Linked DNA regions of Homo sapiens: regions 2, 3, 4 and 5 are each linked to region 1. A link is a loop called in an ENCODE intact Hi-C map of the cell type or tissue named here. Cell type or tissue: PC-9. All regions are shown on one strand. Links, peaks and the distances in the headings refer to the core of each region. The heading gives the core; the rest is flanking DNA.

What was found. Peaks named below come from ENCODE experiments on the same cell type or tissue, not always from the same donor. Only the 100,000 strongest peaks of a DNase experiment are listed, where the experiment ranks them.
Region 2: a loop joins it to region 1, with 2.8 times the contacts of the local background. A loop is called at or near these places in 2 of 110 quality-filtered maps.
Region 3: a loop joins it to region 1, with 2.4 times the contacts of the local background. A loop is called at or near these places in 13 of 110 quality-filtered maps.
Region 4: a loop joins it to region 1, with 7 times the contacts of the local background. A loop is called at or near these places in 11 of 110 quality-filtered maps.
Region 5: it touches region 1 in a loop (3-fold over the local background); 17 of 110 quality-filtered maps call a loop at or near these places.

Annotation. Positions count from the first base shown.
Region 1 is chr6:27,683,830-27,689,880 of GRCh38, reverse strand. TRI-AAT2-1 (tRNA-Ile (anticodon AAT) 2-1) reads right to left here and starts at 1,693; the gene lies at 1,620-1,693. It overlaps TRT-AGT2-2 (tRNA-Thr (anticodon AGT) 2-2), which reads left to right and starts at 5,113; the gene lies at 5,113-5,186. RefSeq lists silencers at 1,447-1,726, 5,091-5,230, an enhancer at 1,887-1,966 and a cis regulatory region at 1,219-2,607. In PC-9, for the core only: CTCF peaks have their summits at 2,101 and 2,306; DNase peaks (open chromatin) are centred at 1,600, 1,930 and 2,260; H3K4me3 peaks cover 1,807 bases; H3K27ac peaks cover 385 bases.
Region 2 is chr6:27,211,490-27,217,540 of GRCh38, reverse strand. It overlaps TRR-ACG2-2 (tRNA-Arg (anticodon ACG) 2-2), which reads left to right and starts at 3,625; the gene lies at 3,625-3,697. It overlaps TRR-ACG2-3 (tRNA-Arg (anticodon ACG) 2-3), which reads right to left and starts at 2,368; the gene lies at 2,296-2,368. It also overlaps the pseudogene RPL10P2. RefSeq lists an enhancer at 1,898-2,398. In PC-9, for the core only: CTCF peaks have their summits at 2,586, 2,792, 4,196 and 4,399 (motif pointing left); DNase peaks (open chromatin) are centred at 2,300, 2,700, 3,630 and 4,250; H3K4me3 peaks cover 2,881 bases; H3K27ac peaks cover 1,185 bases.
Region 3 is chr6:27,545,465-27,551,515 of GRCh38, reverse strand. TRQ-CTG2-1 (tRNA-Gln (anticodon CTG) 2-1) reads left to right here and starts at 3,693; the gene lies at 3,693-3,764. It overlaps TRS-TGA2-1 (tRNA-Ser (anticodon TGA) 2-1), which reads right to left and starts at 5,827; the gene lies at 5,746-5,827. RefSeq lists a silencer at 5,680-5,809 and enhancers at 5,910-5,959, 5,980-6,051. In PC-9, for the core only: no CTCF peak of the experiment used is centred there; DNase peaks (open chromatin) are centred at 2,935 and 3,745; H3K4me3 peaks cover 2,549 bases; H3K27ac peaks cover 1,879 bases.
Region 4 is chr6:27,309,806-27,315,856 of GRCh38, reverse strand. POM121L2 (POM121 transmembrane nucleoporin like 2) reads left to right here and starts at 3,584. Exons shown (of 1, transcript NM_033482.4): 1 at 3,584-6,051. The coding sequence starts at 3,687. LOC105375107 reads right to left here and starts at 3,688. Exons shown (of 3, transcript XM_011515048.2): 1 at 3,665-3,688; 2 at 3,243-3,534; 3 at 2,121-3,012. The coding sequence starts at 3,688. The coding sequence ends at 2,645. RefSeq lists a silencer at 3,233-3,527. In PC-9, for the core only: CTCF peaks have their summits at 3,004 (motif pointing left) and 3,007 (motif pointing left); a DNase peak (open chromatin) is centred at 2,986; H3K4me3 peaks cover 1,173 bases; H3K27me3 peaks cover 257 bases.
Region 5 is chr6:27,605,928-27,611,978 of GRCh38, reverse strand. No RefSeq gene overlaps it. Among named protein-coding and RNA genes, the nearest start is that of TRL-CAA2-1, 3.2 kb to the right of the region's middle. In PC-9, for the core only: CTCF peaks have their summits at 2,315 and 2,515 (motif pointing right); a DNase peak (open chromatin) is centred at 2,858.

The DNA of each region.
Region 1 (6,051 bases), core at 727-4,726:
AATTAAGGGTATCGTCTTCACCACCCTCTTTCCTACGATGAAAAAGCCTGTACTTTGTACAGTGGACAAGAAGTATCTATATTCAATTCCTGGCTAGTAGGATCAACTCATTTGAAAATAAGCTGATTTTTTTTTTTTTTCAGATGGAGTCTCGCTCTGTCGCCTAGGCTGGAATGCAGTGGCATGATCTTGGCTCACTGGAGCCTCGGCCTCCCTGGTTCAAGCAATTCTCCTGCCTCAGCCTCCCGAGTAGCTGGGACTACAGGCGCGTGCTGCCACACCCGGTTAATTTTTGTATTTTTAGTAGAGACAGGGTTTCACCATGTTGGCTGGATGGTCTTTATCTCCTGACCTCGTGATCCACCCGCCTAGGCCTCCCAAATAAGCTCTGCTTTTAACAGTGTACAAAGTTGAAAAGTGCAATTTAAAACATCTAAGATACATTAAGAAAAAGTGTAAATGCAGAACAACGAGTAAATAACTAAGCTCTCTTTTGTGTGAAAAAGAAGAAAAAATAATCAATATAAATGCAGTATTTAAATAAAGAAACCCAGTAGGGATATATGAGAAATTAAGGACAGAGTTTACCTATAGTAGGTGGTGGTGAGAATTGAGCTGATGAAGAATAAAAATGGAAGGAAAGGCCAGGCAGCGTGGCTCACGCCTGTAATCCCAGCACTTTGTGAGGCCGAGGTGGGTGGATCGCCTGAGCTTAGGAGTTCGAGACCAGTCTGGCCAACATGGCGAAACCCCGTCTCTACTAAAAATACAAAAATTAGCCAGACATGGTGCTGCACGCCTATAATCCCAGCTACTCGGGAGGCTGAGGCAGGAGAATAGCTTGAACCTGGGAGACAGGGGCTGCAGTGAGCCAAGATCGGCCCACTGCACTCCAGCCTGGGCTACAGAGCAAGACTCTGTCTCAAAAAAAAAAAAAAAAAAAAAAAAAAAAAAAAGAAAGAAAGAAAAGAGAACTTTTTACTATATCTTTTTAAATTGTCTTTAAAATGTTTCTTTGTATAATAATAAGGTGTTATTTATTTTTTAAAAAACTCTTAAATTAGAAAAATATTTTTAAAGGTATGTATCCTGTTCACATTGGAATAAGCGTTCAGAGTATATAAAACAAAGATCTTTGTCATTGTTATCGTTGAAGTTTTTGAAAATTTTTCTTTCTCACTTTATAATCTTGTTTTCTCTTAGACTGAAATGAAGAAAACGGAATGACCCAGCATGAGTGATACAAACGGTGGGTGGTTTTACATGCGTTTTTTTTTTTTTTTTTGGAAGTAATCAAATAATTCAGTATTTTACTCCAAGAAAATTTCCCCGGGGCAGAGGAGGACAAAAATCACAAAAGCCTCCAACCGTAACGTACCTCTGTCACTGTAAGGTGCCTATAGCCCCTTTGTTTTACGGGTAGGATGTGGGTATGCCTTGGAGGCAGCGGAAAGAAACGTCCCCGTTCAAATTAACCGCTGTCGAGTAAGCGAGGGCGCACCAAATTCACAGATCCGTTTTCTCGGGGCAAAGTTAAGCCTGGAGAAACACACAGGTACACGTTTAGATCGATGTCTGGGTTACTATCCATTCTGGTGATAAAAGCCACAGAGAATACTTGGCCAGTACGGGGATCGAACCCGCGACCTTGGCGTTATTAGCACCACGCTCTAACCAACTGAGCTAACCGGCCGGATGACAGGATGCCTTACTTCCACATTATAAGCTACTATCAAACGGCATGCTTTGTGGAAATTTATCTTCGAATAGATAATCACATTCATTCTGTTTCCCAGTTTTCCTTCACCCGGGCTGGGAGTGGCGGAGCTCCACATTGAACACCAAAGAACCCTGCTTCTTACGGGGAAACAGTTTTTCTTAACCTGCTAATTCTGATCCGAGAAGATTCAAGTCAACGTTTCCAATCGGGGCTTCCTTCCTCCTGCCTGGGGCGAATCCGAAGTTGCATCCAAGCTTGAGATCTCGGCCAGCGGATCGGGGAACCGTTGGACCACGGAGCTGTCTCAAGGATGAAAGGACGCGGCTCCCGAGTGATGGTTGCAGAGTCCTCTCTGTTCTTGGAGACCCTTCCAGACAGGTCGGCTCTTCTCGAAGCCTTCGGGATCCGGAAACTGCACCCTCTCCCCGCCTAGCCTCGGGTGGTTCCTCTGTCACTACGACCCTGAAGTCTCAGCGGCGCTTCCCAGGCCTGTGGCTCCGGGCTCAAGAAAGTCACACACTTGCCGCTGCAGTTCCCGTCCCAGGACAGCTAGTGGCGCTCGGGCGCGGACTGCGGTTCGCTGAGACAAAAGGACGGTGGGGACAGCCTCTCTTGAGCATCTGCCCTCACCTCCTCCCTGGACAGAACCAAACCCCCAAAACAATAATAGGGATTACGGAGCCAGCGTGTTTACGAAGTAAGGGCCATTATTTGCGGGGGAGAGAAATCCTATGATCTGAAAAGGGAGGAGGAGGCGAGGCCCGGATTCGACAACTCAGAGGAAGCAGGCGTGAAACATTTGCCCCTGAGAGGTGCCCCGCTTCCAGACGGAGCCTGATGCTCTTGCTGGCAGGTGACAACCCAGGAAGGGGCCACTGGAGCAGCTAATTCATGATTTACTGTCTGTTTTTTGACAAGTTTCTACTTTCCCCCTCTTCCTACCACGACTGTTTCTGTTAGTTAAGGGTAGTAATATTTTCAAAAGTTAATTGGCCTATGTACATTTTAAATGCCCTCCTTATGCCCTCCCCCTCTATTTAGACGTATATGCATACACTTATTTATATATATAAATTGTAAAGTCTTATCTTGGATATGCACTATTAGTATATGTGTTTAATGCTTTATATTCATGTCTTCGCCTTAGAAATGAGAATCATATCCTTTGACTAGACAAATTTGCCATTTATTTTCTAACTTTACATTTCAACTCTTTGAATATGAAAAATTAAAATTAGTTTAACATCATAAATAATAAATCACATTTTCGTGTCCTTCAGCTCCTTTCACTAAAGTTGCACTTTTTTTTTTTTTTTTTTTTTTTTTTTTGAGACGGAGTCTCGCTCTGTCGCCCAGGCTGAAGTGCGGTGGTGCGATCTTGGCCCACTGCAAGCTCCGCCTCCCAGGTTCACGCCATTCTCCTGCCTCAGCCTCCGGAGTAGCTGGGACTACAGGCGCCCGCCACCATGCCCGGCTAATTTTTTGTATTTTTAGTACAGACTGGGTTTCACCGTGTTTGTCAGGATGGTTTCGATTTCCTGACCTCGTGATCCACCCTTCTCGGCCTCCCAAAGTGCTGGGATTACAGGCGTGAGCCACCGTGCCCGGCCCTATTTTATTTTTGTTTATTTAATTAATTTATTTTTTGACAGAGTGTCGCTCTGTTGCCCAGGCTAGATTGCAGTGGTGTGATCTTGGCTCACTGCAAACTCCGCCTCCCGGGTCAAGCGATTTTCGTTCCTCAGCCTCCCGAGTAGCTAGGATTACAAGTGCGAGCCGCCACGCCAGGCTAATTTTTGTATTTTTAGTAGAGACAGTGTTTCATGTTGGCCAGGCTGGTCTTGAACTCCTGATCTCAAGTGATCCGCCCGCCTCGGCCTCCCAAAGTGCCGCGATTACAGGCGTGAGCCACCGTGCCCGGCCTGTACATCTTTTTAATCAACTAGTAGATGTCTTCGTTTGTTTTGTTCTGTAGTGAAAATGCTCAAAGTTTGTGGCACAGATTATTATTATCATTGTTGTTTTACTAGGACACTTGTTATGGTAAATGATTCCTGAAAGACTGGGCCACATTTAGACTTACTTTGACCTCAAGAGACCACCGTAGGCATCAGTCACTTGCTTTTTGTCATCGGTCAGTTCCCTAGGAAACAGACACTGAGATGGCGATTTGTGTGCGGGAAGTTCATTGGGGACGCTCTCAAAATCAGCATCTGTGAGAGGGTGAGGTGAGCAGGACTGAGAAAAGACAGAAGCTGAATTCAATACAGGCGCAACATACGTCCAGCCCATCTCACAGGTGTATATAAATCTGGAATGGTCCTTCACAAATGTCCTTAATTATAGTGGGGAGGCGGGAAGGGCAGACCTATATATTCCTCCATCAACAGTCATGGGATTTGAGCTGCTCCAGTGGTGGGGTGTGACTTGGAGCAAGTGACTTCCCTTCCACTGAAGGTAGGTTCCAGAGTCGGACCCAGACATGAGCCATCAGTAGTTAATATTCCTGTAGTTGAGGAATGAGTGCCACCACCTGGGCGTGGGGGGCCCGGGTGGTGAATCTACACTTGATCTTAGCCAAACGGCCGAGAAGCGATAGGAGGGGGGGATCTGATAGATGCACCACATATCCTCATAGTTCTTTTCCTACAGCAACCACGTGTCAGACATGTGCTAATCTTCCACCAATAACCCCTGCTTCTCCACACTAACAGAGAAGAGAACAGGTGTGGTTAAAACAAAATGACGGTTAATAAAGAGTCAATTCATTTTTCCTTTGAGGTTCAGCAAAAGTCCCTACCTGGCCACCAGAGCCTATAGTGAGTCTAGCGGTATCCATGTTGGAACAACTTTTCTTTTCTTTTATTTTTTTCTTTTTCTTTCTTTTTTTTTTTTTTTTTAGACAGAGTCTCGCTCTTGTCGCCCAGCCTGGAGTGGGAGTGCAGTGGCATGATCTCGGCTCACTGCAACCTCCACCTCCCAGGTTCAAGCGATTCTCTTGCCTCAGCCTCCTGAGTAGCTGGGATTACAGGCGCCCGCCACCACGCCGGCAAATTTTTGTACTTTTAGTAGAGACGGGGTTTCGCCATGTTGGCCAGTCTGTTCTGGAACTCCTGACCTCAGGTGATCCGCCCGCCTCAGCCTCCCAAAATGCTCGGATTACAGGTGTGAGCCACCGCGCCGGGCCGGGACAACTTTTCAAGGGGAAATAGTCATTTCAATCCAGCCTATGAATTAATCCTTTCAAAATAAAATTATTTGGTTTTCACTGAGACCTGAATGTCTATTTTTGTTGTGAAGTCACCTAACAAACTAGTTGCTGGGATTGTTGCAAATTACGGAAGTGTGAAATAGTTTTCAAGTAGTATACGATCGAGGGCTTTCTCGGCTGTGGCTCCGTGGCTTAGCTGGTTAAAGCGCCTGTCTAGTAAACAGGAGATCCTGGGTTCGAATCCCAGCGGGGCCTTGATTTCTGTACCTTACACATTTTGTAATTTCACCCGGTGCAACTGAATTTACACCCAATAAATGCTGTAATACTCAGGCTTTTAAAAGCCTTGCTAGAAAACAGGAGGTACATTAGGCGAGAAGCGGGAAATGCCAACAGTTTCATGGCAAGCATTCCTAATTCATGATAACTTTAAGACACAATATTTGTCCTATTGTAAGGCTAGGTAGCCTAGCATAGCTGAGGTTTGCTCCTTTGTCCTACCGTTCGAGAGCAAGTGATGCAGATTCAACAGCTTTAGAAATAGGCCCTTTTGGCCGGGCGAGGTGGCTGTCGCCTTTAATCCCAGCACTTTGGGAGGCCGAGGCTTGCGGATCACCTGAGGTCAGGAGTTCCAGACCACCCTAGCCAATATGGCAAAACCCCGCCTCTACTAAAAATACAACAGTTAGCCGGGCTTGGTGGCAGGCCCCTATAATCCCAGCCACTCCGGAGATTGAGGCAGGAGAATCGCTTGAACCCGGGAGGCGAAGCTTGCAGTGTGACGAGATGGCGCCACTGCACTCCAGGTTGGGCGACAGAGAGACCCCGTTTCAAAAAAACAGACAAAAAAAAAACCCTGAACGCAACTGGAATACAGATGGCACTCAAAAACTTTTTTACAATAGACCACTAATGGCTTTTCTAATTTTTTTTTTGAGACGGGAGTTTGGTTCTTGTTGCCCAGGCTGGAGTGCAACGGCGCCATCTCGGCTCGCCGCAACCTCCGCCTCCCGGGTTCAAGCGATTCTCCTGCCTCAGCCTCCTGAGTAGCTAGGATTACAGGCATGCGCCACCACGCCTGGCTAATTTTGGGGTTTCTCCATGTTGGTCAGGCTAGTCT
Region 2 (6,051 bases), core at 1,144-5,143, 470 kb after region 1:
CTGAGGTCAGGAGTTCGAGACCATAATGGCCAAAATGGCGAAACCCCATCTCTACTAAATATACCAAAAATAAATAAATAAATAAATAAGAAATTAGCCGAGCGCGGTGGCATACTGCTGTAATCCCAGCTACCCGGGAGGCTGAGGCAGGAGAATCGCTGGAAATCGGGAGACAGAGGCTGCAGTGAGTTGACATCCTGCTACTGCACTCCAGTCCAGCCTGGGCAACAGGGCAACACTCCGTCTGAAAAAAACAAAAAACCAAAAAAACAAAAACAAAAACAAAGTAAAAAAAAGAAAAAAGAAAAATGTCGGTCGGTCGCGGTAGCTCAGGCCTGTAACCCCTGTACTTTGGGAGGCTGAGGCGGGCGGATCACTTCAGTTCAGGAGTTCGAGACCAACCTGACCAACATGGCGAAACCCCGTCTCTACTCAAAATTTCCTTCCTTCCTTTCTACTTTTTTGTTTTGTTTTGTTTTGTTTTGTTTTGTTTTTGGCGGGTTTCGCTCTTGTGGGCCGAGCTGGAGTGCAGTCGCGCGATCTCGGCTCCCTGCAACCTCTGCCTCCCGGGTTCAAGCGATTCTCCTGCCTCAGCCTCCCGGGTAGCTGGGATTACTGGCGCCCACAACCACGCTTGGCTAATTTTTGTATTTTTAACAGAGACAGGGTTTCACCACGTTGGTCAGGCTGGTCTCAAACTCCTGACCTCAAGTGATCCGCCCGCCTCGGCCTCCCAAAGTGCTGGCATTACAGGCGTGAGCCACCACGCCCCGCCTAAAAATACAAAAATTAGCCGGGGGTGGCGGCGGACACCTGTAGTCACAGCTATTCCGGAGGCTGAGGCACGAGAATGGCTTACACCTGGAGGCGGACGTTGCAGTAAGCCGAGATGGAGCCACTGCACTCCAGCCTGGGCGACAAAGGGAGATCCAGACTCAAAAGAAAAGAAAAAAAGTCGGTAGGTCAATATTGTTTTTTAAATTTGGATTTAAAAAATTAAGATATAATTAACATAACATAAAATCCAACTTTTGAAGGTGTACAATTCACTGCTTTTTAGTGTATTCACAGACTTGTGCAACTATCACCATTATCTAATTTCAAACCATTCTCATCATCCCAAACAAACTCCGTACTCATTCCCCTCTTTCTCCAGCCCCTGGCAAATATTAACACTTTCTACCTTTACAGATTTGTCTATTCTAGACATTTTCTATAAATTGAATCATACAATATGTAGCTTTTCGTGTTTGGCTTCTTTTCCTTAGCATAATATTTTCAAGGTTCATTCACTTTGTAGCACGTATTGTAACTTTATTTTATTTTATTTTATTTATTTATTTTGAGACAGTGTCTCGCTCTACAGCCCAGGCTGGAGTGCAGTGGCGCCATCTCGGCTAACTACAACCTCCACCTCCCGGGTTCAAGAGATTCTCCTGCCTCAACTTTCCGAGTAGCTGGGATTACAGGCGCGCATTACCATGTCTGGCTAATTTTTGTATTTTTAGTAGAGCCATGCTTAGTAGAGCTGTGTTGGCCAGGCTGGTCTCGAACTCCTGACCTCAGGTGATCCGCCCTCCTCGGCCTCTCAAAGTGCTGGGATTACAGACGTGAGCCACCATGCCCGGCCTAGAACTTTACTTCTTTTTGTTGTCGAATGTTTGAATTTTTTGAGTTGTCTTTCCAGAGATCTCTTTGAACCAACCCATTTCTCAGTATCAGTTGGGAAAAAAAAAGAAAGGGGAGATTTAAAAAATGCAATTTCCAGGCCGGGCGCGGTGGCTCACGCCTGTAATCCCAGCACTTTGGGGAGGCCAAGGAGGGCGAATTGCCTGAGATCTGGAGTTTGCGACCAGCCTGGGCAACACGGTGAAACCCCTGTCTCTACTAAAATACAAAAAATTAGCCAGGCCTGGCGGCGTCAGCCTGTAGTACCAGCTATTTGGGAGGCTGAGGCAGGAGAATTGCTTGAACCCGGGAGGCAGAGGTTGCAGTGTGCCGAGATGCAGCCAGTGCGCTCCAGCCTGGGCGACAGAGCGAGACTCCGTCTCAAAAAAAAAAAGAAAAAAAGCAATTTCCGAAGAGACTTAAGGTCTCAAATTTCAGTTTGATACTTAACTTTAAACCAGACTTAAAGGTCACGATTGTGATGTGCAGCAGTACGGTGCAAGGTGAAGAGCCAGATCAGATGAATTTTCTTTCAAAGGACTTTAAGAACCGGTTTCTGTCATCAGTTTGAAAACACACAGGATATTTTTCTTAAAAAAAAAAAAAAAAAAAGCCAAGATTAACACCCGAGCCAGCCAGGAGTCGAACCTAGAATCTTCTGATCCGTAGTCAGACGCGTTATCCATTGCGCCACTGGCCCTCGGTTGCGCTTTTGACTACTGGCCACTCAGTCTGCGTCTGTCGATTATCTATCATTGATGTACCCGCTTTTTGTTTTTGTTTTTGTTTTTTAATGAGACAGAGTCCTGCTCTCTCGCCCAGTCTAGAGTGCACTGGCGCGATCTCGGCTCACTGCAACCTCCGCCTCTCGGGTTCAAGCGATTCTCCTGCCCCAGCCTCTTGAGTATCTGGGATTACAGGCGCGCGCCACCACTCCCGGCTGATTTTTGTATTTTTAGTAGAGACGGGGTTTCACCATGTCGGCCAGGCTGGTCTCCAGCTCCTGACATCAGGTGATCCGCCCGCCTCGGCCTCCCAAAGTGCTGGGATTACAAGCGTGAGCCACCGCCCCCTTGTGTCTATTGCACTTGTGAAAGCTTCATTAATTTATGCAGTCGGTGCATCTGCTCATTCATTAAATAATTTCATTTTTTAAACATACTTGTGTTGGATACTGATGCTTTGTGTGGAACAGTGATCAGAGATCCAAATACTTTAAAAATTTTGAGATAATGAAAAAGAAAATGGAATACTTTCTTGAGGTACACATCATATGTTTTCCATTTCATTCTCCAAAGAACCATAACAAAAGAAACATAACCAAAGAATCCTTACAGAGAAAATAATTTCATACTTTATGCAACAGAAAAGACATTAAGAAACATCTCCCAGGCCGGGCGCCGTGGCTTACGCCTGTAATCCCAGCACTTTGGGAGGCAGGTTGATCACTTGAGGTCAGGAGTTCGACACCAGCCTGGCCAACATGGTGAAACCCTGTCTCTATTAAAAACACAAAAAATTAGCCTGGCGTGGTGGCGCGCGCCTGTAATCCCAGCTCATCGAGAGGCTGAGGCAGGAGAATCGCTTGAGCCGGGGAGGCGGAGGTTGCAGTCAGCCGAGATCGCGCCACTCCACTCCAGCCTTGGTGACAGAAGGAGACTCCGTCTCATAAAGAAAAAAAAACGAAAAGAAAAGAAAAAAAGAAAGAAGTGGGCACATCAAGTAAACAAATGTCAACGACAGTAACTCTATTATGTACATGATGTTCCAAAGCAGAAAATTTCTTTATAAATATAAATATCTGAAGGGAGTGAAACTTATTTAAATTGACCACAAAGACAATCGCGCTTTGCTAGAATCCACAGTCTTGTTCAATGTACGCCTGGTTGTATTGCAAACCAACTATTTTCTTAGTGATCCTAATGAAGAATAGATAATCGAGAGACCCACAACGACGGGCCAGTGGCGCAATGGATAACGCGTCTGACTACGGATCAGAAGATTCTAGGTTCGACTCCTGGCTGGCTCGGAGGCTTATTTTCTTCCCCCCCCCACACACGAATTCTCGCTCTTGTCCCCCAGGCTGGAGGGCAATGGCGCGATTTCGGCTCACTGCAACCTCCGCTTCCCGAGTTCAAGCAATTCTCTTGCCTCAGCCTCCCGAGTAGCTAGTAATACAGGCGCCTGCCACCACGCTCGGATAATTTTTGTATTTTAAGTAGAGACGGGGTTTCACCATGTCGGCCAGGCTGGTCTCGAACTCCTGACCTAAGGTGATCAGAGCGCCTCGGCCTCCCAAAGTGCTTGGATTACAGACATGAGCCACCGCGCCCGGCCTTTTTTTTTTTTTTTTTTTTAATTTTTAAAGAAAAATATCATCCTGTGTGTTTTCCGTTTTTTCTTTTTTTTTGAAATGGAGTTTCGCTCTTGATGACCAGGCTGGAGTTCAATGGGGCAATCTCGGCTCACCGCAACCTTTGTCTCCCGGGGTCAAGCGATTCTCCTGACTCAGCCTCCCGAGTAGCTGGGATTACAGGCATGCGCCACCCACGCCTGTCTAATTTTGTATTTTTAGTAGAGACAGAGTTTCTCCATGTTGGTCAGGCTGGATTCGAACTCCCGATCTCAGGTGATCCGCCCACCTCAGCCTCCCAAAGTGCTGGGATTAGAAGCGTGAGCCACCGCCCCCTTGTGTCTATTGCACTTGTGAAAGCTTCATTAATTTATGCAGTCGGTTCATCTGTTCATTCATTAAATAATTTCATTTTTTAATATACTTATGTTGGATACTGATGCTTTGTGTGGAACAGTAGAGATCAAAATACTTTAAAATTTTGAGATAATGAAAAAGAAAATGGAATAAAATACATTCTTGGGGTATACATCATATGTTTTCCATCTCATTCTCCAAAGAATCATAACAAAACAACCATAACCACAAAACCATTACAGAGGAAGTAATTTCCTCTGTAATTATAAGACTCTATGCAACAGAAAAGATTTTAAGAAACATGTCTCAGGCTGGGTGCGATGGCTAACGCCTGTAATCCCAGCACTCCAGGAGGCCGAGGTGGGTGGATCACCTGAGGTCAGGAGTTCGACACCAGCCTGGCCAACATGGTGAAGCCCCGTCTCTACCAAAAACACACACAAAAATTAGCCGGGCGTGGTGGCACATGCCTGTAATCCAGCTCGGGAGGCTGACGCGGGAGAATCGCTTGACCCCGGGAGGCAGAGGTTGCAGTGAGCCTAGATCGCGCCATTGCACTCCAGCCTGGGCAACAAGAATGATACTCCGTCTCAAAAAAAAAAAAAAAGAAAAAGAAAAAGAAAAGAAAAAAGAAAGAAAGAAACATCTTCCTTCCCCAAATTAGGTAAATTGATATAATAATTCAAGAAAGGTAAACATTTTGGCTGGGCACAGTGGCTCACACCAGCACTTTGGGAGGCCTAGGCGGGAGGATCGCTTAAACCCAAGATTTAGAGAACAGCCTGGGCAACATAGCGAGACACGGCGCTGCTCCCCACCCCTCCCCCGCCCTGCCCGTCTCAAAAGAAAAAAAATGGTAAACATTTTAACAACAAAATTCATTTAGCAACCTAGAAACTTGGAGTTAATATAAATATAAAGTTAAATTATAACAGTCATCATTAGATAAATTGGCTAAATATTATTTAAGGACTCAATGTAGGCGAAATAGGCATGTGAAAATGCAAAAGTATTTATAAACGGGGGTGGGTGGTCCTCTCCTCTGAAAGTGAGAAGCTCGGTAGTTTTGGGCCCCATTGCAGCCACAGTGCACAGCGCCTTTATCCCGACTCCTTCCTTGTAGCCTTGGCTAAGTTGTGTATCCGCCTTTTGTCTCAATTTCCTCATTTCTATTCACTGCTTTTTTTGTTGGTTTTGTTTTTTTGTTTTTGCTTTTTTTTTTGGACAGGAAGTAGGATTTACGGCGAGTATTAAGAGGAGGCAGCACAGTGGAAGCCCTCATGAATGCAAAGCCCTCCCTTGTCCAGAGGGCCACGATCGGGGATGTACTTGATCCCACAGCCATCTGGGATGAGCTGCTTCTCAGCCACCATGTCTTCAAATTCATCTGCATCGAACTTGGTGAAGCCCCCCTTCTTTGAAATGTGGACCTTCTGGCGGCCAGGGAACTTGAACTTGACCCTGCGAAGGGCCTCAATCACATGCTCCTTGTTCTGCAGCTTGGTGCGAATGGACATGATAACTTGGCCAATGAGAATCCTGGCCACAGTGCCCTGCGGGCTTTCCAAAGGCACCTCCCATACCTGTTTGGAGCCTGTCAGTCCCAGCACAGGACAACATCCTGTTGATGCAGATGACGTGGAAGGGGTGCAGCCGCACTCGGATATGAAAGC
Region 3 (6,051 bases), core at 1,284-5,283, 140 kb after region 1:
TGATTATTCACTGCATTTTTTCAAAATTGATTTAGCTATTCTAATTCTTTCATCTATCCATATAAAGTTTAGAATCAGCTTTTCTCTATCTCCAAAAAATTCTACTGGAATTTTGATAGCAATTGCATTACATCTATACTCAATTTGGGGAGAACATATAGGATAATTCTGGTGTTCTTTTTCCATCCTTACACTCTTTTGTTTACTCTTTTATTATCAGAGTCTTCAAATAGTTATTTCATGCATTCTGCCCATAACTTATAGTTGTGTTTGATAGGAGAAAAAATGTAAAACACACTTCATCTCACCTGGAAATAGTAACTTGGGGTACTATCTTTTTATGATAATGAAACAAGATCTCCTAGAAATAAAGAATAAAGTAGCAGGGGAAAAGAAAAACATTTAATGAAAAATTTGGAAGTTACAGTTTAGAACTACTTCAAAAACAGTAGGAAAACATCAAAGATGGAAAATAGTAGTGGAAAGAAAATTGAACAACCCATTCCAGAGATTCAATATCATCTCATTACTGGGAGTTCCAGCAAGACAAAGGAAAAATGGAGGATAATTTTACCAAGAAATATAAGAAAAATTCTCAGAACTGAAGGACTTGAAGATCTAGACGGGAAGGATTGCCCTTTATGACTAACGCTTTTAGCATCAAGTCTAGAAAATATTTCCTTGGGTCAAAGTCATAAAGATATTCCCCGATGTTGTATTCTACAAGCTTTGTTTGCTTACTTTTATATTCAGATCTACAGTCAATCTGGAAATGGCTTAGAGGATAATGTGAAAGAGGTAAATTTAATTTTTTTCCTTGTAGATAATTATCTGATCACTTTTTTTTTCTTTTAGATATTCACCATTTATTCAAAGACTGGATTCTACGTCGTGGTATTGTCTATCTTTGGGCAATGTCATGTTTTTAAAAATTATGTTACCTTTCTATCTTTCTGTTTGGTAAAGTAAGTCTGCTAACTTTGCTTTCCTTTTTCAAGATGAGTTAGGCTACTTTAGTCCTTTTCACTTCCATATTATTTTTTAATGAGTTTATCAATCTCTTTCCAAAAACCTGATATTATTGTTACTAAAAATGCAGGGGAAATGGGGACTTATTGGTTAACAGGTATAGGGAAGATGTAAAAATTTCTGGAGATAGATGGTGGGGATGGCTGCACAATAATGCAACATACTTAATGCCACTTAACTGTACACTTACAAACGGTTAAAGTTATAACTTTTATGTTTTGTGTATTTTATCACAATAAAAATCAAAAAAGATAAAAAGATGGCCACTTTATTGACGTTGTTGATCATCTCTATTTCGTATTAATGTCTGTTGTTTGCATTAATAATGCATTAATATCTGCTCTTTGCCTCATTATTTCTTTCTCTAAAATTCTCTTGGGAGTAAATTATTGATTGGTCACTAATTTCATGTAATACATGCTTAGATCACTAATCTTATTTTATTTATATACTATAGTATTTAAGGATTTCTTAGTGCATTTCTAGCTGCATACTACATATTTTGATATGTACTATTTTTATTATCATTTATTTCAAAATAGGTCCTAATTTTGATGGATATTTTTTCTTTAAACCATGAATTATTTAGAAGTGTTTTTATCATTTTGCAAATAAATACAATTTTTAATTTTTATGTTTTGATTTCTGACACAGTTTTATTGCTGTGAAATAATAGCATGTATCTAACCCTGTTATGTTTTTGGAGCATTGCTTTATGGTCCGGTAAAATGTCAAATTTGAGATAATTCGATGTATGTTTGAAAAAAGTTTGAATCCTGAAGTCGATATGTGCACTGTTCTCTATATATGTATGTTATATGAACTGCATTATTTTGCTTTACAGTTATTTTCCATTTATGCTTTTATTAGTTTTTCAGAGAGGCATATTACACTAAAATATTACACTATAATTGTGGTTTTATCTGCTCCTCCTTTTACTTCCATGAACTCCTGGATTTTTTTTTTCTCCATCTCTTTTTTTTTTTTTTGAGATTGAGTCTCGCTCTGTTGCCCAGGCTGGAGTGCAGCGGCGCGATTTTGCCCAGGTTGGAGTGCAGTGACACTATCTCGGCTCACTGCAACCTCCGCCTCCTGGATTCAAGGGATTCTCCTGTCTCAGCCTCCTGAGTAGCTGGGATTACAGGCGTGCGCCAGCACGCCCGGCTAATTTTTGTGTTTTTAGTAGAGACGGGGTTTCACCATTTTGGTCAGGCTGGTCTCGAATTCCTGACCTCGTGATCCGCCCGCCTCGGCCTCCCAAAGTATTGGGATTACAGGCGTGAGCCACCGTGCCCGGCCTCTTCATCTCTTTATGTCCTAGAAGCCAGAAATTCTGGATGGAGAATGACTTATGTAACAGCTATAATTTGGAAATCCCGGACACTACCTCCAAATGAGCAACTGCAATAAGAAAAGCCTAGGAGAAAAAAATCTTGAGTTCAATTTTTACAGGCTTTAGAATATCCACTGGGACTTTAAATAAATACTGTTACTTAGACATACTTTTACATGTTTCCTTCCTCAAAACAAATTATGAAAATATAATTCAAATACAATTTATCTTATGAGAAACTCTGGATGATGCTGAGTAGAAGTTGCAGTAAAGGTTCCAATCAAACCCTGCTTTAAAATGAGCCTCGTTCTTTTTTTTTTTTTTTTTTTTTTTTTTTGAGACTGAGTCTCGCTATGTCGCCCAGGCTGGAGTGCAGTGGCGCGATCTCAGCTCACTGCAAGCTCCGCCTCTTGGATTCACGCCATTCCCCTGCCTCAGCCTTCCGAGTAGCTGGGACTACAGGCTCCCACCAACACGCCCGGCTAAGAGCCTCGTTCTTAACCTAGCTGACTCCACCTGACCTAGAAATGGCTGTCTATAGTCTCCCAAAATTGTATCATCATAACCTCTCCGAGACCAGGGAGACACAGGGAACCGGTTTGACCAGAATTATAGCTTCATGCGTGGGTGCAGATTTGCCTCCAATTTACAATATTGAGGTTAGTGAATCACGCAGCCTCAATTTAAAGAGTTTTTTTTTTAGCAGCTTTATGCTTAATTTCACTTGAGTAATTTTTTTTCTTAACTGTTACAACTAGTTTTCCTGATAGAGAGAAGGCCAAATTTAAATAATTCTCAGTCGATCGCACGGAACCTTCAATTATTTTGTGAATTCCCTGGAATCAAGATATTAAAGGTTGTTTTCCTAGAGGCAATAAACCTGATAACTCACCTATGTGGAGAAAAATATCCCGTGTCTGAAATTGAGTAGAGTTGCAGATAAGACATGAGTTCTCCAAGACTTAATTTCCCCGTTTTTATGGGGGACTAGAAGCGTCCACTTAATCTAGCTTTTAAGCATTAAATTGCAGAAAGCATAGAAGAAGTTCGGTCCAGTTCAGGTACGTATAAAAGTCGCTCAATTTTTCTTAATGAAGAAAGCAAGGCTCAGGACCACCAAGTTTCTGAGTTAATTGAGGGTTAGGGGAAAGGGAGACTTTATGGATCAATGTAATCGGCAAAAATAAATAAATAGATCCCCCAGGGTTTTCTTTGAAAGGGTGTTCTGAGTGGGCATAAACTAAGGATTTTTGCTTTGATACATTAAATGCGTTTAGTAGAATGCCTATAACCCAGCATGAGCAATATTTGGGTGAAGCGTACCAAGAGGGGTTCCATGGTGTAATGGTTAGCACTCTGGACTCTGAATCCAGCGATCCGAGTTCAAGTCTCGGTGGAACCTGCTCGAAGATATATGTATATATCCTCTTCCTGGACCTTTTGTTTTCCCCAGGGAAAACGCTCTCTACATAAATTACCAAAATCAATTTTCGGCCTGATATATTCCATGAATTCCTACAACTCCCGATAGCACACTTGATCTTAGTCAAACGGCCTAGAAGCTATGCAAGTCCCAATATATCTGCCTCTGGGTAAGGAGGCGGAATAGAATCCACTTTCCGGGATCACAGCTCACTACAGCCTCGACCTCCCCAGGCTCAGGTGATCTCAGGTAGCTAGGACGACAGGTGCGCCCCACCACAGCAGCGAAATTTTTGTTTGTTTGTTTTTTGGAGGGAGACAGGGTTTTCGCTGTTATGCCCAGGATGGTCTCGAACTCCTGGGCTCAGGCTATCCTTCCGCTTCTATCTCCCAAAGTACTGGGATTACAGGAGTGAGCCATCGGGCCCGTCCTGAAGGGATTGTTTCTTTCAATAATTTGTGAAGTCCACGGAAACATTTTGTCCCCTGAACATGATGGAGGAAGTAGGAAGTGCTGATAAACAGAATCTGCTCTTTGGGTCTTTATGCAGGAGAGCAGAGATTTTAATTACTACGAATGCAAAATCTGGGCAACTTTGTAATTCTTTCCTTTGTAGAGTTGTTTTTCTTTTCTTTTTTTTTTTTTTGTCGTTGTTGTTTTTACCTCACTTACTTCTAATATATGCAGCATAAGTACAATTTCTCTCCATCTCTGTGGCGAAGATAGTCTTTTACCTTTCTGTCAAACCAGTCGTACTGTGCATCCAAATGCTGTTGGCTGAAAAAGTATTTTTTGCTATCAGGCTTTAGTGTTCAGTAGCTTAAATGGTCTAATGTTGGCAAGCTCTTTATAAACTGTTAAGAAACACCCTACTCAAAAACAGACAAACTCCCGTAGACTGATGAGCGGTACGCCCTGCATCAAAGTATCGTATGCAAATCTGTGATTATTGGCAGTGTCATCTCTGAGAAACAGATAAATAAAGTTTATTTACGATAGATAGATAGATAGATAGATGGATAGATAGATAGATAGATAACTCAAGCGTCAAACACCCCATGGGCAGCAATATTACACCCCAGGCTAAACCCAGCGGCTTAAATCATACCACTTTGTGGACTCATTACCAGTAGAGACAGGATGAAGTCAGAATAGTGAACCAACTCTGAATGATAGGAGGTAGGTGGTGTTAATTCCCAGTACAGGTAGAAGACTGAGACGCCTGTTGGGTGCCGGGGTCTTGGAGCCAAAATCAAGAGATGAATTCAAGTTACAACTTACTGCCCTCTCGCTGTGAGACCTTGGCCATATGTATATGCCTGTGGACCTTCCAGTCTGTATAATGACTATGTTGTGAGGATTTACAAATTATAAGCCATGTAAAGACCTTGATGGTGATGTGTAGTAAGTACTTGAAAAATATGACCTGCTATTTATCCGTTTTGGGTACTAATAAATCTAACCCTGAATCTGCTAACAACTTGATAATTTGGGGGGTGCCCCCAGTGGAATTTACAAAACTTGAATTCACGACCCCATCTGGAAGTCCTCAGTTAAAATATCATTTCATTGTGCAGCATTGGGTAGTTTCTTCATCTGTAAAATGCAGATAAAAATATGCTGTTGGTGCTTAACTCATATCTTGGAACGTACTAAGTATTTAATGAAAATTACCTGTTAGTGGTAAAGCTTTTTGTGAATCCTGACTTCTTTTGAGTTGACAGTAGTTATGAGTATACCAAGGCGCTATTTGGTGCAGGAGAGGCTGAAGTCTTGCTGGCTGTGATCACAGGGATATATACCAGTTTTGAAGTAACGGCAACATAAGGTAGTCTCCATTCACTGAGTAAAGAGGATATTATCTGAATATGCAGTGGGAGGATTGTGTAGGAGAGCAGCAAATGGAGTACAAGAATTTGGGTAAGTTTTGAGGAAAGGCGGGAACTGCACCTGGTAAAACCGTAGTCGGCAGGATTCGAACCTGCGCGGGGAAACCCCAATGGATTTCAAGTCCATCGCCTTAACCACTCGGCCACGACTACCTACCTACGCCATCGCTGACGGCTGGGGTGAACTTATAATGGTTGAGTGGAGCGCTCGGAAATAGTTGGTCTTCAGTCTCGTCAGGGCCTCTGCTCACGAACGAAAGAGCTCATTCAGAGCACATCAATAACCAGAACATAGTGCATAGTGTTGCAATTCAACACAGGACTCCTAGACAAGCGACTCAAAGTTTCTGGGCGCTGGAGCTTGCCCGCTAGCTGCT
Region 4 (6,051 bases), core at 918-4,917, 370 kb after region 1:
GTTTTATGACCTAGCATAGGATCTATCTCAGAGAATGTTCCATATGCTCTTGAGAAGAATGTACATTCTGCTGCTGTTTAATGGAGATTCTATAAATATTTGTTAGGTCTAGTTGGTTTATAGCATTCTTCAAGTCTTGTATTTCCCTACTGATCTATTTCTTAGTTGTTCTATTCATTACTGAAAGTGGGGCACTGAGGACTCCAACTATTATTTTTGCATTGTCTATTTTTCTCTTCATTTCTGTCACTTTTGTCGTTATGTATTTTGGTGCTCTTATTAATTGCATAGATGTTTATAATTGTGATATCTTCCTGATGGATTAGCCCTTTCTGTCCTTATTTGTCCCTAGTAACATTATTTGTTTTAAAGTCTACTTTGTCTACTCGTATAGTCATTACAGCTTTTTTTGGATGAAGTTTGCATGACATATGTTTTCCATCCTTTTACTTTCAATTTACTTGTATCTTTAAATGTAAATGGTGTCTTCTCTAGACAAAAGATAGCTGAATACTGTTTCTTTATCCACCCTGACAGTCTCTGCCTTTTGATTCAATTGCTTAATATATTTACATATAACATTATTATTACTGATATATTTGGATTTGTCTGGTATTTAACTTTTTATTTTCTGTATGTCTCATGCCTTTTTGGTTCTTCCATTCCTCCTATATTCCATTTTTGCATTAAGCAAATATTTTATACTGTAGCATTTAATTTCTTTGATGATTTTTCCACTATAAATTTTGAATTATTTCTTCAGAGGAAATAATTCAATAATTCCTAGGACTTATTTGTCATATACCTTATCAGAACACTTTCAGATTTATACTAACTTAATTCCAGTGAGATATAAAAATCTCAATCCCATATAGCTCTTTCTCCTATTTCTCCCTTTTAATCATATTATTGTTATAAATATTACAACTATAAATATTACAAACCTAACATTATTACAATTATTAATTTATATAATTTTATGTGTTTTAAATAAGGTGAGAGAAACAAAAGGAGAAAAAATTGTGTGTGTGTATATATATATAGCTTATTCTATATTAATCTTATTATTTATCATTTCTGGTTTCTTTATTTATTCCTATAAATTTGTCTTACTATCAGGAGTTATTTCCTTAGCCCAGTGCAGCTTTCTTCTCACCCACCTCCTTTGTGCTGTTATTAGCAGATATATTACATTTCTATACGCTATAGGCCCTCATAGCATACGGTTTTGTACATAATATGCATATTGTTTTGTACAATTACTTTTTGAATCAGTTAAGATAAGAACACATTTATACTGTCTTTTATAATTGCGTGATTACCTTTACCAGTGCTCTTGTTTTAAATGTGTGTTTGAATTACCAGATGGTGTCACCTTCAGTCTGAATAATTTCCTTTAGTATTTCTAAGGCAGGTCTTCTAACAACAAATTCTCTGTTTTTGTTTATGTGGGAATGTCTTTATTTTGCTTTCATTTTTGAAAGGTAGCTTTGTTAGATGTAGAACTTTGGGGTGACAGTATTTTTTGTTGAACACTGAATATCTTATCCCACTGCCTCTGGCCTCCATTGTTTCACATGAGAAGTCAGTTGTTAATTTGTTTAGGGTTCTTCTGTAAGTGATGAGTCATTTTTCTCTTGTTACTTTCAAGATTTTCTCTTTGTCTTTGTCTTTCAGCGCTTTTACTTGACATGTCTGTTTGTGGAACTCTTTGTATAATCCTATGTAGAATTTGTTGCGCTTTCTGGACATGTAGATTAATGTTTTTCAATTAGATTGGGAAGTTTTCAGCCACTCTCTTTGACAATTTTTTCTACTCCTTTCTCTCTTTCCTTTCCTAGTGCTTTCATTTTGTGTATGTTGGTGTGCTTAATGGTATCCCACATTTCTTTACCACCTCTCCTGCAACCACGGTTGCACTCTGTTTGCTATCTCTATTGTTTTGCCTTTTCCAGATTGTCATATATTTGAAGTCATATGTAGCCTTTTCAGATGGTTCCATTCACTTAGCAATATGGATTTTAGGTTCCTCTATATCTTTTCGTGACTTGATAGTGCATTTCTTTTTAGTGTTGAATAATATTCCATTGTATGGTTATGCCACAGTTTATTCATTTGCCTGTTGAAGGACTTCTTGGTTGCTTCCAATTTTTGGCAACTATGAATAAAACTTCTATAAACATTCACATGCAGGTCCTTATGTGGACATTCACTTTAAGCTCATTTGGATAAACACGTGGATTGTGGTGGTTGAATTGTATTGTAGGACTGTGTTTTAGCTTTGTAAGAAATTGCCATACTGTCCTCCAAAGTGGCTGTACCATTTTGCATTCTCATCAGTAATGAATGAGAGTACCTGTTACTCCACCTCCTCCTTAGCATGTGGTGTTTTGAATTTTAGCCAATTGAATGGTGTGTAGTAATATCTTACTGATGTTTAATTTGCAATTATGGTATCTTACTGATGTTTAAATTGCAATCAGAAGTATTTACTGATGTTTAGTTATATATAGCTAAATATTGACATATAGCATATGTCAATGATGTTTGGCATCTTTTTATACTGTTTACCATCTGCATATCTTCTTTGGCGGGGTTTCTGTTTAAATATTTTGCCCATTAATTTTTTACCTTATTATGAGTTTTAACATTCTATGTATATTTTGTATACCAGTGCTTCAGCAGATACATACGTATTATGCAAATATTTTCTCCAGTCTGTGGCGTGTCTTTTCATTCTCTTAACAGTGTCTTTCACAGAGCAGAAGAGAACAGGAGGTGGCCTGAGCAAGGGACTGAGCCAAGTGCTTGTGGAGGGCTCAGGTTCTGGGCCGTAAGATGCGATTTCCCATTCGCCCACTCCGGATCTCTGAGGCCACTCCTGACGGCAATCTGCATGAGTTCTCCAAGTGCGAATAGGAAGGAAACCTGGATTCGGCCGCTGGGAGACACAGGTGGATCTCAAAGGTGGCTGTGCGGCAAATGACTGACACCTACTGGCGGCGTCACGATCTGCAAAAAAAGAGAAACGCGGAAATCCTCAATCAGCTGCTTTCCCGACTGCTAGTGCCACAAATGCCATCCGGGCGGCACAGCCACCGGTCCAGATCTCCAGTCCTGAGCACCTGCGAAAGCCGCCCGCACTCACTCTACGGGGTGCGGATAGTGCTCCCCACTCAGACTCCGGGGATCCCGCGGGCCGACAGATCTGCGCCGGGGCCCTGAGCCGCCTGAGCCTGTACCTTCGAGGCCAGTAATAGTCGGAGCCTGGAAACTGTGCACCCACTCGATTCCAGCTCTGCGCCACTTGGTGAATCCGGACCACAGGGTCCCAGACAGCCGCTGCCGACGCCAGGGGCGAGGCGCAGTGAGCTTCCTCTCGAGTTCCTCTCCCCGCGCCAAGTACTGCAACTCGCTGCGGAGACAGCAGAGGTCTGACCGCCCCGCTGAGGTCTCAGAACAGCAAAGCAAGTTACTGGGACTGCCGAAGTCCCGCGTGTCCCCCGTTCCCGCGGGTGCCGGGCCTGGAGAGTGCTAAGCACCCTGAGACTCGCGCTTTCCTAGCGCGTGAATCCCAACCGTCAACCGAACACTGCGCTCTTCGACTCTGTCCGATTCTGCAGACGTCCGAAACCTCGGAAGCCAAAACCGTGCTTGAACTCACTGCCCGCGCCTCATCTCTCCTCATGGGCAGTTTCCTGAGCAAACTGGAACTTTCGCCCTCGTCCCCAGCCCAGGTGCGCACCGACTTGCCCGAGAGGCCCACGAAACGCCGGCCACCTCAGCCCCTTCACCAAGTTCATCGGGTTCAGTTCGTCCACCGCGCCCACCCTGCCCCACGGTATAGACCTGTGAGGAGGCGGCCAAACCTGGATCCTGCCAATCCAACCACGTGGCTGGCCAACGAGGCCTGGAGGCGCTTTCCCATGAAGAAGTCCCAGAATTCCCCCCTGGGGCCTCTCCCTTCAGACTGGTGGGAAAGTTACTTAAAGCGGACTATTTGGTCTCTTCGACATCCCAGGCCAATTTGGAGCCCAGTGACCATCAGGATCACTCCTCCTGACCAGAGAGTGCCCCCTTCCACTTCTCCTGAAGATGTAATTGCCCTTGCAGGACTCCCGCCCTCTGAGGAGCTCGCAGATCCATGTTCAAAGGAGACAGTGTTGAGGGCCCTCAGAGAGTGCAGAAAAGGGAAAGGGAGGTTGGAAGAACCACTATTCCCTGAGAGTCTGGACAGTAAGAGAAGGAGTCCAGAGACCAGACCATCGGCATTTAAGCCCCTGATGAAAAATGGAACCCTCACTTCTTTTGTGCCCAGGCCTGGGCCGCTGAAGAGAAGTCTCCACTCCTGGGGCTCAGATCACAGCTTGACTAAGAGGCCCAATTGCTCCTCCATGAGCTCCTTGGCCAGCATATACAGAGGTGGCACCCTCAGCTCCAAAAGGAATGCTATTGGCAGCTCTTACAGCTCTTGCAGAAATTTCTCAGACCCTTGGAAGAGAAGTGTTCCCAGTGTATCATTCGAGACACCAGAGTGGCCAATAAAAAAGGAAAAAAGTTGTCATCGGCCTTCCTCTCCAGTCCCACTGGTATCAGATTTTGAGTCCCTAGGAGGATCTGAAAGTTCTGGGCAGCAAAACCAGAAGATTCCACAGCTGCCGTCTAGCCCTGAGAACCTGGTGTCAGAGATCCCACCTCCCCAGCTTGGTTATGCAGTCTCTGATGAGAACTTGACTTTGGGGAAGAAAGCTGAGCTACAGGTAAGCAACAACGCAGGAGAAGATACAACTGAGGTCAACACAGACCCTTTCCCTGAGACTTGGCTTGCTATTCAGCCTTCCTTGTCTCTTGCTCTGCCTTCTTCAGAAACAGATCTAACCCAGGGAGCAAATCCTCAGTTGGAAAACTTAAGAAAAATGCAGAAGTCTCTAGGTCCACTGGCCTCTCCACAGTCCACGGGAGAGGCAACCAGTGTGGCCCATTCTCCTTTGAAGACACCCAGCCTACCGACCCCACCTGGGTGCTCACAGTCAGAGCTCCTTCCAGGCACCTCTCCAGACTCAAAGCCCACAGCTACTTTCATCCTGCTGACCCCCACCTCTCCCACATTACCAGTTACTGACACCACCTGGCCGCCTTCAACCTCTCAGGCTGACAGGTCTCCCATGCCCCCAGACCCACCTGCACCACCCACCATCCAAAGTACTTTGCTTGGAATGGTGAGTAGCCCAACATCCCATCTTTCTGCATCTGCACCTCCTGATGCAACTTCTGCTCACCTCATGTTAAAACCGATTTTGGGGCCCCTGCACAACAGCGAGATTGGAAGCTCCTCATATTCCAGAATTTCAGTCACAGCTGCAGCATCTTCAATCTCTTCCCTTTCCACAATTCAGGGTACCTTAACTCCTACCTTCAAGCCTATCTTTGGCAGCATAGATCCACTTAAAACTACGCCCATGATAGCTCCTTTCTCCTCCAAGCAGACCCCTCCTCCATTTACTCATGCTTCTACCCATCATTTCCATGGCCTGGTCAAGGCCACCTCTGTGGTCATGTCCACCACCCTAGCCAGCACATCTAAAGACTCTGTTTTTAAGCCACCTTTGGATTTTGGTGTAGTGAATGTCACCAGTGCCGTAGGCAACACTTATTCTGTCCCTTCCACTTGCGACACTTTCCTGCTTGGGACTGCTCAGGCCTTCAGGGCCGACTTCACCCCAGCCACAGGATTCATTTTCCCACCACACCACCATCCTACAATTCCTACTGTGCATACAGTCACCATGTTTACCCAGGTCCTTTCCAGTGTTGTACAGATATCCCCTAGAAGCAGCACTGCTAATTTCAGGGGTATGGGCAGCCCTCTGCCTGCCTCTGCCCTAGTATCCACAAACTGGCTTGCATCAACCCCCAGCATCTCCAACCTGACTCCAGCAATCACAAGTCCCTTGGGATCAAGCTCAAGGCCACCTTTCCCACTATCCCAAGGAGCTAATCCCCAGCCTGCATTTGGTGCCACAAATGGACAGAAACAAGGGCCTTCCCAGC
Region 5 (6,051 bases), core at 838-4,837, 78 kb after region 1:
AATACAAAAAATTAGCCAGGCTTAGTGGCAGGCACCTGTAAGGAGAATCGCTTGAACCCGGGAGGCAGAGGTTGCAGTGAGCCAAGATCTCACCATTGCACTCTAGCCTGGGCAACAAGAGTGAAACTCTGTCTCAAAAAAATACAAAAATACAAAAGTTAGCCAAGCATGGTGGCACATGCCTGTACTCCCAGCTACTCGAGAGGTTGAGGCTGGACAATTGCTTGAACCCAGGAGGCAGAGGTTGAAATGAGTGGAGATTGTGCCACTGTACTCCAGCCTGGGCAACAGAGTGAGACCCTGTCTCTAAATAAATAAATAAATAAATAAATAAATAAATAAATAAAATAACTGAAACTGGGTTCAAAGAGCTTGGAAAGTAAAGTGGTTAGGGAAGTTCATTGGCAAGAATGTCAGGGATTCTATAAATGAGGCATTTTATCTCAGTTCCAAGAAAAGTCAGAACAGAAGAGCAATTGGGCCATGAAGCTCACTTGTATGGGAAAGAGACTGTCTTTATAACCTGCTTAGGTAAATAAAGAGAAATAAGTACTTTACCATCCAAAGAGGAGGCTGATGGAGCCTCCAGCACATGATTATGGTGGAGGAAAGTATGCCTAGCTCTCTGCTTTCTGTAGATATCTAAACCCCAAATTTATATCCCACCCCACTCCAGGCCATGCTTGCATGTAAGGGGCAACTTGTACAGAATAGAGAAAAATTGTTAGCCCAAGCAGTCTGTAGTTGGTTCCGACTCCTCACACTTATATCACATAAACAACAAACATATGGAAAGACATGGAAGTTCTAATCATCCTCCAGAAGAACAACAAAGAACTCAAAGTTATCAGTGCATACAGAATGAAAGGTACAGAACAAAAGAATAGAGCAATAAAGTCATGCCCTTGGCTTCATCTTTAGACCATGTTTTGCTGACAATGCCTTGGGTCTGATGTTTTCCTAGAAGACTTTTTTTTTTTTTCCAGCTAATGTGCCGTGGCAGAAGCCTTTTCTTTTCTTCTCTCTTTCTCTCAGCAGAATCAAAGCCTTTTCTTAATTACAGCATTATCTGTCATCTTGACAGGCTGGTAATGAGAAGCAGTTTTATTTTTGAATATCCAACAAGTCCTAAAGTATTCTTTCTTTAGTTTATCTCCCTGCTCTCTTATTTTACTATAGGCAGCTAGAAAAAGCCAGGTGGCATCTTCAATATATTGCCTGGAAATAACCTTAGCTAAATAAGCAAAATCGTTAGGTATATTTTCTACTTTCCACATTTTCTTTCTTTCTTTCTTTTTTTTTTTTTTTTTTTTTGATATGGAGTCTCACTCTGTCACCTAGGCTGGAGTGCAGTGGCTTGATCTCGGCTCACTGCAAGCTTCACCTCCCGGGTTCATGCCATTCTCCTGCCTCAGCCTCCCAAGTAGCGGGGACTACAGGTGCCCGCCACCATGCCAGGCTAATTTTTTTTTGTATTTTTAGTACAGACGGGGTTTCACCATGTTAGCCAGGATGGTCTCGATCTCCTGACCTCGTGATCTGCCCACTTTGACCTCCCAAAGTGCTGGGACTACAGGCGTGAGCCACAGCTCCCAGCCTCTTTCTTTCTTTTTTCTTTTTCTTTCTTTCTTTCTTTCTTTCTTTCTTTCTTTCTTTCTTTCTTTCTTTCTTTCTTTCTTTCTTTTCTTTTTTCTTTCTTTCTTTCTTTCTTTAATTCATTAGGTATATTTTCTACTTTCCACTCTTTCTTTCTTTCAAATTCATTAGGTATATTTTCTACTTTCCACATTTTCTTTCTTTTCTTTTCTTTTTTTGAGACAGAGTTTCACTCTTGTTGCCCAGGCTGGAGTGCAATGGTGTGATCTTGGCTCACTGCAACCTCGCTCCTCACCCCCATCAGGTTCAAGCGATTCTCCTGCCTCAGCCTCCTGAGTAGCTGGGATTACAGGCATGTGACACCACACCCAGCTAATTTTGTATTTTTAGTAGAGACGGGGTTTCACCATGTTAACCAGGCTGGTCTCAAACTCCTGACCTTAGGTGATCCACCCACCTAGGCCTCCAAAAGTGCTGGGATTACAGGTGTGAGCCACCGCGTCCGGCCTACTTTCCACATTTTCACAACAGTGTTGCTAAACTTTCTGTCTCTAGATAACAAAAGTCCGGTTTCTTCCAGCTTCTAGTAACATTTTCCACACTCTCCATTAAGCATCACTGACTTTGGGACTTAGTGACAGGCAGCAGTTGTCTTCAGGTGTTTTTACTCATATTCTCCTCAAGGTCTTTTCAGTTTCCACTTGCTGTCAAGTCCCAAAGTCACATGGTTCAGAATTTATTAATTATGGCAGTATCCCATTTTTAAGTAAGAAAATCTGCATTTGCTTGTACCCATTCAGGATTTATTGCCTCTCAGCTCCAAATTCACCCTTTTTGCCTGCTTCGTGGAAATGAATCTTGAGTCCTTGGTTTTCTTTTGCCAATTGGCATTGAAGCTTTGTCAGTAGAGGGCAGTGGAGAGACATTGCGGAAGAAAGTGAGTTTTGCTTCTTTCTTCCCATGTATTACTTGGCCTGCTGCTTCCCCAGTGCCTAGCTCCTACATCACGCATGCCTTTCCCCTGCATCAGTCTCCTGCAGCACCCAGCAACAACTAATTTTCCCTGGCATCTTCTTTGAGTGTTTTGTAGTAGAGTGCCCTCAGTGAGAGACCTCTCCACGAAGAGCTTTTCAAGAAACCCTTGAAGATTAATTTCCAAAAAATTCCAGAGGACAGATTTCAAGCAAATTCTGCTGGCATAGCACCATGAGCATTTCTCTGCTATTCCGTGAGTCACAGCCATGCTCTCCCCAACAAGGTCTGGATCTTAGCCAGGGGTGGGGTGAGAGGTAGAGGGCACTTCTTTTAGTGCTTTGTTTCAGCCCCAGGTGAGGTCACTTCTATGTTCAAATAACTGTGTAATTTCTCTCTCCTGATTGCACCAAGACTGATACATACCTAACTATTGTTACATAACAAATCATACTAAAATGCAATGGCTTAACTTAAACAACAATTATCATTTATTCTCTCTCACAGATGTGTTGGTCAGGAATGTGAGCAGAAAACAGTGGGGACAGCTTGTCTCTGCTCCATGATTTCTTAGGACTCAACTGGAAGACTATAAGGCTGGTTGCTGAAGGCTGGGCATGGTGGCTCACACTTGTAATCCCAGCACTTTGGGAGGCCAAGGTGGAAGGATCCTTTAAGCCCAGAATTCAAGACCAGCCTGGCCAACATGGCAAAACCCCATCTCTTCAAAAATTTTTTAAAAATTAGCTGGGCATGGTGGTGCATGCCTGTAGTTCCAGCTACTCAGGAGACTAAGGTGGGAGAACTGCTTGAGCCCAGGAGGGTGAGGCTGCACTGAGCCATGTGCATACCATTGCACTCCAGCCTCGGTGACAGAGCAAGACCCTGTCCCAAAAAATGGAGGGAAGCTGGTGGCTAGAAATAATCTGAAGAATCATTCACTCACATGCCTGGCAGTTGCTGCTGGCTATGGACCGGAGGCCTTAATTTTTCTCCATGTGTTCTGCTCCTATGTCCTAGTTTAGGCCTTCTCAGAGCGCCATGACTGAGTTCTGAGGGCAGATGTCTTGAGAGAAAGCTGGTGGAAGCCTCTACCACGTTTTATGACCTAACATTGGAAGTCTTGGTGTATCACTTCCATCATGGTTACAGGCCTATCCAGATTCAAGGGAAGGGAATGTAGACCCCCACCCCTCAAGGAAATGTGTCAAAATTGTATTAAAATAAGACAACGTGTGATGAGATATGTTGGTGTGGCCATCTTTGGAAAATACCGTCTGTCTCAAGTATTTTTTTATGGCTGAACCCTAACCACTCAGAAGCCCCTATCACTTCAGATTCAATTTCTTCCTAACTTGTAAAGAAAGATTAGAGAAAATAAAATAAATATTAAGGAGGTTTTTAGAAAATATACTGCCCAGAAGTTCATGAAACATTGACTATACTGTGCCTCACAAGAAGCAGTGTATAAAAGACAATTGGATTAAGACATATTTCAGTTGCAATTTCAGATTCACATTACATTTTTATATTATTCACTGTCAGGTATCCCAATTTTTTTTTTTTTTTTTTTGACACGAAGTCTCGCTCTTGCTCCCCAGTCTGGAGTGCAATGGCACGATCTTGGCTCACTGCAACCTCCGCCTCCTGGGTTCAAGCGATTCTCCTGTCTCAGCCTCCCGAGTAGCTGGGATTACAGGTGCGTACCACCATGCCCAGCTAATTTTTTGTATTTTTTAAGTAGAGATGGGGATTCACCATGTTGGCCAGGCTGGTCTTGAACTCCTGACCTCAGGTGATCCACCCACCTCGGCCTCCCAAAGTGCTGGGATTACAGGCGTGAGCCACCCCACCCGGTCTATCTCAAATATTTTTAACCTACATTTAGAGGTTTTCATTTCCACAGAAAATGTATACATAGACTTCAACAGGAATAGGGAACTACTAGTGCAAATATTCAACATGTGCATATATTAAAATATATACTGCCAATTTTGCATATGATTGAATTGCACTTAGTATATAGGAAAAGTATAGTTGCATTGAAAAGATTAAAATCTACAAACAGTAATCCAATTTTAAAAAGAGATGTTTCCCGTTTAATTTTAGAGTAACAGATGAGGAAATTACAAATTTAAAAATGATAACTCTCCAGGCCAGGCGCGGTGGCTCACGCCTGTAATCCCAGCACTTTGGGAGGCCGAGGTGGGCGGATCTCTTGAGACCAGCCTGGCCAACGTGGTGAAGCCCCATCTCTACTAAAAATACAAAAATTAGCAGGGCATGGTGGCAGGCGCCTGTAATCCCAGCTACTCGGGAGGCTGAGGCAAGATAATTGCTTGAACCTGGGAGGCGGAAGTTGCGGTGAGCCGAGGTTGCGCCGCTGCACTCCAGCCTGGGCAATAGAGCGAGATTCTTCAAATTTGTGTACCATCCGTTTAGGCCCTTATAGTTTAATTATAGAAACTCAGTGGCACTCCTTGCTACTAGAATTTTAAATTGTTTCTCTCTTTCACAGTTCAATCCTAGAAAAACCATTGCAACAAGGTTCTTTTTCTTTTTCTTTCTTTTCTTTTTTTTTTTTTTTTGATGATTTCATTTTCACAGTCCTAGAAACGTATTTTTCAGTCATAAAATGTACACTCTTATCTTTAGAAATAACTGTTGCCGGCCGGGCGCGGCGGCTTACCCCTGTAATCCCAGCACTTTGGCAGGCCAAGGCGGGTGGATCACCTGAGGTCAGGAGTTCGAGACCAGCCTGGCCAACATGTTTAAACCCCGTCTCTACTTAAAATACAAAAAATTAGCTGGGCGTGGTGGTACGCACCTGTAATCCCAGCTACTCGGGAGGCTGAGGCAGGAGAATCGCTTGAACCCAGGAGGCGGAGGTTGCAGTGAGCCGAGATCGCGCCATTGCACTCCAGACTGGGGGACAAGAGCGAGACTTCGTCTCAAAAAAGAAATAGCTGTTGCCTCCCACAGTGGGTAATATTTGCAGAAAAGCATCTGAGAGCTCTAGAGAGAGGAGAGACAGGATTATCACTATAGAGCATAGGCGACCCTACAGGGCAGAAGACAGTGATGTTTACTGAACTGTGTAACGAAATGAAACATGTAAGGATGACTTCCGGTGGTGAAATCACAGTTCGGATAGTCTGAGGAGAAGGGGGAATGCCTAGAAATCCATGTACAGAACAGCCCCACTCTGTTGCTATGGCCTCCTCTTGTCCAGAAAAGTTCCCACTGGCCCTGGGGCAGCATCAAGTTGGAGCTACTGCATCAGGACTTAAGTCACAAAGAGCAAAGTGACCCCACAGGGTCAGGGTCGTAAGCAGAGGTCTATGCGAGTCAGGAGGCCTGGGTCAGAGGGAGAGGGCAGGGCCGAGAGCGGGGAGTTACTGGAGGAAGGGGAGAGGTGACGTGGAAACGTCTCCTTCATATCTTGTTCCTCAATTCCCATCTTGGTCTCCAGTACTGTAAGAA